Regions from separate parts of the Homo sapiens genome. Here all the other regions are linked to region 2. A link is a loop called in an ENCODE intact Hi-C map of the cell type or tissue named here. Cell type or tissue: PC-9. All regions are shown on one strand. Region 1 overlaps SLC1A7 (solute carrier family 1 member 7). Region 2 overlaps SCP2 (sterol carrier protein 2). Region 3 has its middle 4.1 kb from the start of SLC1A7.

What was found. A loop is a pair of places that touch in the nucleus more often than their neighbours do. Peaks named below come from ENCODE experiments on the same cell type or tissue, not always from the same donor. Only the 100,000 strongest peaks of a DNase experiment are listed, where the experiment ranks them.
Region 1: it touches region 2 in a loop (11-fold over the local background); 1 of 110 quality-filtered maps calls a loop at or near these places.
Region 3: a loop joins it to region 2, with 8 times the contacts of the local background. A loop is called at or near these places in 1 of 110 quality-filtered maps.

Annotation. Positions count from the first base shown.
Region 1 is chr1:53,106,326-53,108,825 of GRCh38, reverse strand. All of the region lies in intron 3 of SLC1A7 (solute carrier family 1 member 7), which reads left to right. Among named protein-coding and RNA genes, the nearest start is that of SLC1A7, 35 kb to the left of the region's middle. RefSeq lists an enhancer at 2,378-2,500. In PC-9, no CTCF peak of the experiment used is centred here; a DNase peak (open chromatin) is centred at 1,085.
Region 2 is chr1:53,046,493-53,048,992 of GRCh38, reverse strand. SCP2 (sterol carrier protein 2) reads right to left here. Exons shown (of 16, transcript NM_002979.5): 15 at 1,056-1,135. Among named protein-coding and RNA genes, the nearest start is that of PODN, 14 kb to the left of the region's middle. In PC-9, no CTCF peak of the experiment used is centred here; a DNase peak (open chromatin) is centred at 1,102; H3K27ac peaks cover 2,500 bases.
Region 3 is chr1:53,145,455-53,147,954 of GRCh38, reverse strand. No RefSeq gene overlaps it. Among named protein-coding and RNA genes, the nearest start is that of SLC1A7, 4.1 kb to the right of the region's middle. In PC-9, no CTCF peak of the experiment used is centred here; DNase peaks (open chromatin) are centred at 1,544 and 1,954; H3K27ac peaks cover 1,750 bases.

The DNA of each region.
Region 1 (2,500 bases), 60 kb before region 2:
GGCTTAAGTAAGGTAAGGTTTGCATTTGTTCCTGAAGAACAGTCCAGAAGTGGGAGGTGGGCAGCTGGCAGTCACCAGGGTCCCAGGCCCTGCCCTCCTGTGTGCCGTGCCATGCTTAGCACCTGGCTTTCATCTGAGTCTCATGGTCCATGAAGGTTGCTCAAGCTCTAGCTATTATCCCCATGTTCCAGGCAGAAAGAAGAAAGTTGGAGGAACGGACCAAAGGGTCCTGGCTGAATGGGCACCTCCTTAAGAGTTTTCCAGGAATCACCACCCAACGACTTCCACTCACCTCTCGATGGCCACCCCATTAGCAAGAGAATCAGAGCTTGATGGCAGGTCCCATTTGGTCCCCACAACATAATAGGACTTCTGTTAAGGAAGGACGGGAGAATGGAGACTGCATAGGCAACTAGCTGTCCCTGCCAAGGCCCACATTTAAAATGATTGTAATTGTAAAGGAAGTTGTAAAGAAATGTCTATATAGGTATAAGTTCCATTTGGCTTCTTACGAGCTTCCAAATGTTCTCCGTGTGTGTAAACTGAGTCTTGAAAGAGGGGAAGAGGGTTACCGAGGACAAGAGTGAGTGGGAGGCGACCCAGGTGGAGGCAGTGTGAGTGTGGGGCGGCAGGTTGGAGGAAGAGCAGGCATGCAACGGAAGCCTCTTACCAGATGCTCACCTCAGAGTTGGCATTTCTCACAAGACACACTCCTAGAAGGGGACTGTGAAGACAAAGATACAAATGCTTTTAGAGAAAGGTTGCTGCCAGGACCATGTGAGGGTGCCCATCTCACCAAACCTCCCACATTGTGCACTGTCATTTGAAAAATACTTTGTCAGTTTGACAGGTGGAAATATCTTGAATTTGTTGATGAAACTAAACATTTTAAAAAGCATTTTTGGCCACTGACTTTTCTTCTTTTGTAACACGAATTGCCTGGTAGTATCTTTCCATCGTTTTCCTGTCGGGTTTTTGTGGTCTATTGGTTTACGCAGCAAATATTTACTGAGTGCTTGGTATGTGCCGGGAACTCTTCCCGGGGCTGGAGACACAACAGTGAACAAACACAGAGCTTCCGCCCTCCAGGGAGCTGATATTCTGATGAGAGGAGATAGTGAAGGTAGAAACCAGGCCAAGATTTGTAAAAGCTCTTAGTAGATTTAGGATGGTAGTGCTTGGTCACGCAGTCTCTCCAGCTCGTCACTTGCTTTGTGGTTTTATTTGTATTGCAATCTGTCTTAGCTTCTCAAGCATTCAGCTTTCCATTTTAGCATAGTTTTAGGTTTACGGAAAAGTTGTAGACAGTACAGAGAGATCCCACACACCCTTCACCTGGCCTCCCCTGATGTTAGCGGTTTACATAACTAGGGTACGTTAGTCAAAACTGAGAAATTAAATTGGTACAACACTATTAACTAAGTTACGGATCTCGTTTGGATTCCATCAGTTTTTCCACGAATGTCCTTTTTCTCTGTTGCAGGATCCAATCCAGGATGCTATGTTGCGCTTAGGGATTTCTTTATTTTCATGTAGTAAAATCTATTGATTTATTGCTCATTTTGTTCTTAGAGAGTCATTTCCTATACTGAGACATGATAAGATCTCAACCTATATTTCTTCTAGCTTTTTATGGTTTCTTTGCCTTTTTTTTTTTTTTTTTTTTTTTTTTAGTCAGAGTCTCACTCTGTCCCCAGGCTGGAGTGCAGTGGTGCGATCTCAGCTCCCTGCAACCTCCGCCTCCCGGGTTCAAGCAATTCTGCAGCCTCAGCCTCCTGAGTAGCTGGGACTACAGGCGAGCACCACCACACTCAGCTAATTTTTGTATTTTTTAGTAGAGACGGGGTTTCGCCATGTTGGCCAGGCTGGTCTCAAACTCCTGACCTCAGGTGATGTGCCCACCTTGGCCTCCCAAAGTGCTGGGATTACAGGCATGAACTACTGTGCCCAGCTGGTTTCATTTTTCAAAGACTTATTTATTTCTTTAAACCTTTTGGAATTTATTTTGGTGTAAGCATCTAACATCTATTTTTTCCAAACCGTTGGTCAGCTGCACAGCATTCTATAATGAATCCTTCGTTTCCTCACTGATTTGTGAAACAACTTTTATCAAGTACGAAACACTTAGAGGTGCTAGTTTCTGTTTCTAGGCTACAGCTTACATGGACTTTTCCATCGACTGCTGTGTCAGTATCACAGTTTGACAGTTACTTTTTTTTTTTTTTTGAGACGGTGTCTTGCTCTGCCGCCCAGGCTGGGGTGCAGTGGCGCGATCTCGGCTCACTGCAAGCTCCGCCGGGTTCACGCCATTCTCCTGCCTCAGCCTCCTGAGTAGCTGGGACTACAGGCACCCGCCACCGTGCCCAGCTAATTTTTTGTATTTTTAGTAGAGACGGGGTTTCACCGTGGACTCGATCTCCGACCTCGTGATCCGCCCGCCTTGGCCTCCCAAAGTGCTGGGATTACAGGCGTGAGCCACCGTTTTTTATCTAGTAGGAAA
Region 2 (2,500 bases):
CAAGTGGGAGTGAGATTTAGTTGTTTTATCCAATCTTGGAAATTACCAGAGAACCACAGGAATAAAACCTAAAACAAACCAGACTGAGACAACAGAAAAAATTAAGTTACATTGGAAAGAAACGTCTTAGTTTCTTTTTTATTAATGGAAAGCTCAGTATATATCAAGTTGACAGAAAGCTCACTATATCAAGTCCATTCAACACTGCAGCTGAAGAGCCTAAGAGGACCCTTGACAATTTGGGGACTAGGAAAATCTATACAAGGCATAAACACACTTTAGACAAATGCAATTTAGTCCAACAGTTGTTTACAGAATACCTAAAAACATCAGATACTGTGCTAAATTCTGGAAACATAAAGACAAATAAGATGTGCTTTGATGCTTTGAGACACTCACAGCCTAACAGGGAAGAGAGAGAGGCATATTATGACTAACATAACACAACAGGCACTAAGCTGGCAGTCCAGTACGTGGCTCAGGAGAGGGACTGGTTACAGCTCCCCAGCAACTTGGAAAGAGGTCCTTGGAGATAATATCTGAGCTAATTTTGAAAGACAAGTCATTTGTCAGGTAAGGACAGGTCAGGCAAAAAGAAGAGCATGGGCAAATAAATGGAATGTAAAAGGTCAGGCCTTTGTTCATGCCACCCCTCCCTCCTCCTGGAACACTCCTACTTTCCGCCTGGGTACTAAGCTCAAGAGCTGCTTCCTCTGTGGTGCTCTCCCTGATGGCCCAGAGAGATATGGCTGCTCCTGCCTTCATCCTCCCCTGACCACAAGCCAGGTGTGGCACCTTGGATCTCTGGCTGCACTGACTCTTTTACACATCTGTGGATGCCCTGAGCGTGGGAACTTTCTTACTCTTCTGGGCACTTCCAGCACACAAGACAGTGTGTGGCACACAGCTTGCTCCACAGACGTCTGTCAACTGTTTGGGGAACACTGAGTTTTGTGAGTCTGACCACTTTGCACTTTAGAGTCTGAGTCAGGAGATGGAGTAGAAAGGGCTGAAAGACCTACCTACTAGCAGGATATAAGCTCCATCATACTTACCGACTGAGGATTCATTTTACCAGTCATTAAAGCCAGGAAGTCTGAGTCAGCCATTGTGATTGTGCAGTCAGCCTTCTTATCTAAAACAGATACACAGGAGAAGGAAGGAGAATAGGAGGTGTTCAGTTTCACATATACATTTTTGTCAAGAGCCACTGACTGCAACAGAATTATAACCAGCACTGAGGCAGTGTGGGGAAATGGGCACTCACATATACTTCTATGGCAGCCTGGTAAAATGTGACATAAACCACAAGCAATCCTGATATTTAACAAGACGGAATTGATTAAATAAATTATGGTATATTCAAATAGTGAGGTATGATACAAGCCACAATAAGAAATGATATGGATCTGGATTTACTGACATGAAAAAATGTTCATGTTACATTATTCATGATATTATTATATAAGCCAGTTACAAAAGAAACTGTATGATGCCATTTTTGCTTAAAACAGAATTCAACTATATAAACATAGAAAAACATCTGTAAACTTAAGACACCAATATATTACTAATAGTAACTGTGACAGACTCTAAGGTGACCCTCCTGGTGTACATCCCCTTCCTTCCAGTGTGAGTAGAACCTGTGACTTGCTTCTAGCTAACAGAATATGGCAAAGATAATGAGATGTCACTCTTGTCATTTTGTTACATTAAATGATTCTACCTTGCTAGCAGACTCATTCTTGCTCTCCTGCTGGCTCTGAATGAGCTCACTGCTATGTTGTGGACTTCCTATGGAGAGGGCCACGTGGCAGGGAACTGGCCGTTAGGAGCTGAGGGCCAGCTCTGGCCTATAGCCAGTAAAAGAGGGAAGCTATCATTCCCAAGGCCACAGGGAAATGAATTCTGCCAGCAACCTGAATGAACTTGGACATGGATCCTTCCCCATTGAAGCCTCCAGATGAGAGCCCAGCCCTGGCCAAAAGCTTAACTGTAGCCTTGTGTGACTCTATGCAGAGGACCCAGCTAAGCTGTCCTCAGCCTACTTATCCATGGAAACTGTGGGCTAATAAATGTGGGCATTGTTTTAAGCTACTAAATTTGTGGCAATTTGTTATGCAGTAATAGAAAATGAATACGGTTCTCTAGATCAAGGGTTAACAAACTTTCTGTAACAGATCAGACACTAAATATTTTAGGCTTTGCAGGTCAGTAGGTCTCTATCACAACTACCCAATTCTGCCCCTGTAGTGCAAAAGCAGTCATAGATAATATATAAACAAATGTTGGCTATGTTCCAATAAAATTATTTTAAACAGGTGGCAGACAGAGGGAGGAGAAGATATTTGCAACTCATATATCTCTGACAAACAACTCATATACAGACTATATGAAGAACTCCTTTCTAAGGTACAGTGGATTACAGGAAAAGATAAAAAAAAGAACTCCTACTGCTCAACTAGAAAAGGTTAGACGATCCAATATAAAAATGAGCAAA
Region 3 (2,500 bases), 99 kb before region 2:
GTGGTGGTGTGCGCCTGTAATCCCAGCTACTCAGGAGTCTGAGGCAGGAGATTCTCTTTAACCCAGGAGGCAGAGGTTGCAGTGAGCTGAGATCAAGCCACAGAACTCCAGCCTGGGTGACAGAGTAAGACTCCAGCTCAAAAAAAAAAAAAAAAAAAAAAGGTGAATGATAAAGTTAATGCTACTAATTTAAAATTGTTATTTTTATTTACTTAAGAATGACAAAATCACAAATAAAAAACATCATGATAAGTTGAGAGAGAGAAACTGTGGAAGAAATAAAGCTATATATTTTAGTACCTTTGATGCACTTTTTTCCTGCTTTTGGAAAGAAGAGCCCCACGTGCTCATTTTGCAGTGGGCCTCACAAATTACACAGTCAGCCCTGCTTATAAATTCCCTTTTAACCAAAGCCAGCTTGATTTAGTTTCCTAGTATTTATTAACAAAAATCCTAACTAATTTGGAAACCTAATCTAAACTGGCTGGAGGGTTTAACTTTATACTTTGTCCTAACTTTTATATGCAAATGAGAGGAAGTATGATGCAATGGAAAGTGCATGGGCTTTTATAGGCACAGAAAAGAGGCTCTGAGAGGTTCGCTAACTTCGGCAAAGTCGCACACCTTCCAAGCCAAAGGCTGAGCTTTGAATTTGGTTCAGGGTGACTGTAGAGAGTTCAGTAGAACTTTCTGTGATCATGGAAACGTTCTCTAACTGTGCTGTCCAACATGGTAGCTACTGGCCACATACAGCTATTGAGCCCTTGAAATGTGGCTAGTGCAACGGAGGGACTGAATTCTAAACTATATAAATTTTTTTTTGAGACAGGATCCTACACTGTTGCCCAGCATAGAGTGCAGTTCCATCACGGCTCACTGCAACTTCAAATTCCCAGGCTTCAAATGATCCTTTCACTTCAGCCTGCGAAGTACCTGAGACCACAGGCACACACGACCATGCCCAGTGAATTTTTAAAATTATTTGTATAAGCAGGGTCTCCCCATGTTGCCCAGGCTGGTCTGAAACTCCCGGGCTCAAGCCATCTTCCCACCTCAGCCTCCCAAAGTGCTGGGATTACAGGCATGAACCTCTGGGCCTGGTCCTATTTAATTTTGATTAATTTCAATTTAAGTAGTGTAATGGATGCTATGTAATTGTACTGCACAGACTTAGAGCCCCCAGGCTTGACTGACCCAGTGAATGTGGAGGGGTCCCTGGCTCCCCCTGGTCAGGGCCCTTCTAGGTGAAGGTGTCAGAGTACCCAGCCAGAGCCTGGTACACAGTCGGTGCTCAACACAGAGCGGCTCAGGGGCTTATGGGCGCCCAGGCCTCATTTCCATTAAGTGACAGATTTAGACGGGGGACTGGAAGGGAAAAAGGAAGGCGTGTGTCTGAGTTGCCACCACAGAGTCACTTTCTCCCATCCTCTGAGGCAAATGTGGGAAAGGACTAGCCCTCAGCGAGGTCAGGACAGCCCCTCGGTGACTAAAGCTCGCAGGAATCCACACCCAGCTGGATCAGCTGCATTTGTTGCCCACAGAAAACCTTCCCGGAAGGGCCCAGCTTCCAGCGAGCTGGGAAGACGTGTCAGGGAGATTAAGGCGCCTCTGGTATGTCTCTGGAAAGCAGCCAACATACCCCGAGCTGTCGTCACGACAGACCCAGATGGGAGCTCACCCGGCCAGACCTAAACTCATTTTGACACATGGTGGAAGGTGTAAGGCCCCAGCCCCGATGGCCACTGCAGCCCACCGATGCACTGCTAGCCCTGGGAGGCCCTGCTGTCACGCCTCCGGCCTAAATCAGACTGTCGTCTCCCCTCTCCCTTGACCAGCACCCCCTTCCCTGGCTTATTGAGGCCTCTGCCTAAACCACGTCTCCTCTGGGAAGCCTTCCTATCCCCGCCTTCCCAGGCTGGGTTGGCCCTGCCTGTAGCCCTGGCGAATCATTAATCATTAATCATTAGCAAATAAGTCAACCCCTGCTGCTCTCCCCACAGCATAACCCAAGCAGAGGGCCCGGTGAAGAACAGCTCAACTGCACACCTGCTTCTGCAGGGTGAGGCAGCTGCACCTGTGACTTGGCGTTCATTTTCGCCAACACCATGTCTCTTCTTTGCCATAGCATCTCAGTCTGTCCAGCTCAAGCCTCCCCAGAAGCATCTCTGAGGCCGCCTGCTGCCCATTATACAACACCTTGCTCCTCAGGCTATCCCTAGCACCCCGCTGCCCCTGCCAATATACCCTCCAACTTTGAGGATTCTCCATTGAGGTGATTTCAAATGACATGGTAACAAACAGAGATTTGATTTTATTTTCATAGATTCTTATTTCCTTGTCAGAGCCACTTAAAAGGGAGCTAGGTGAATCCCCAGCTGGTGACTGTGAAGGGCCTGAGTTAGAGTGAGAAAAAGAGAAGGTATTGTATCTAGGGTAATCAGGGAAGGCTTCGAAGAAGAGGGGGATTTAACCTGTAACTTTCGTGACAAGGAAGGACATT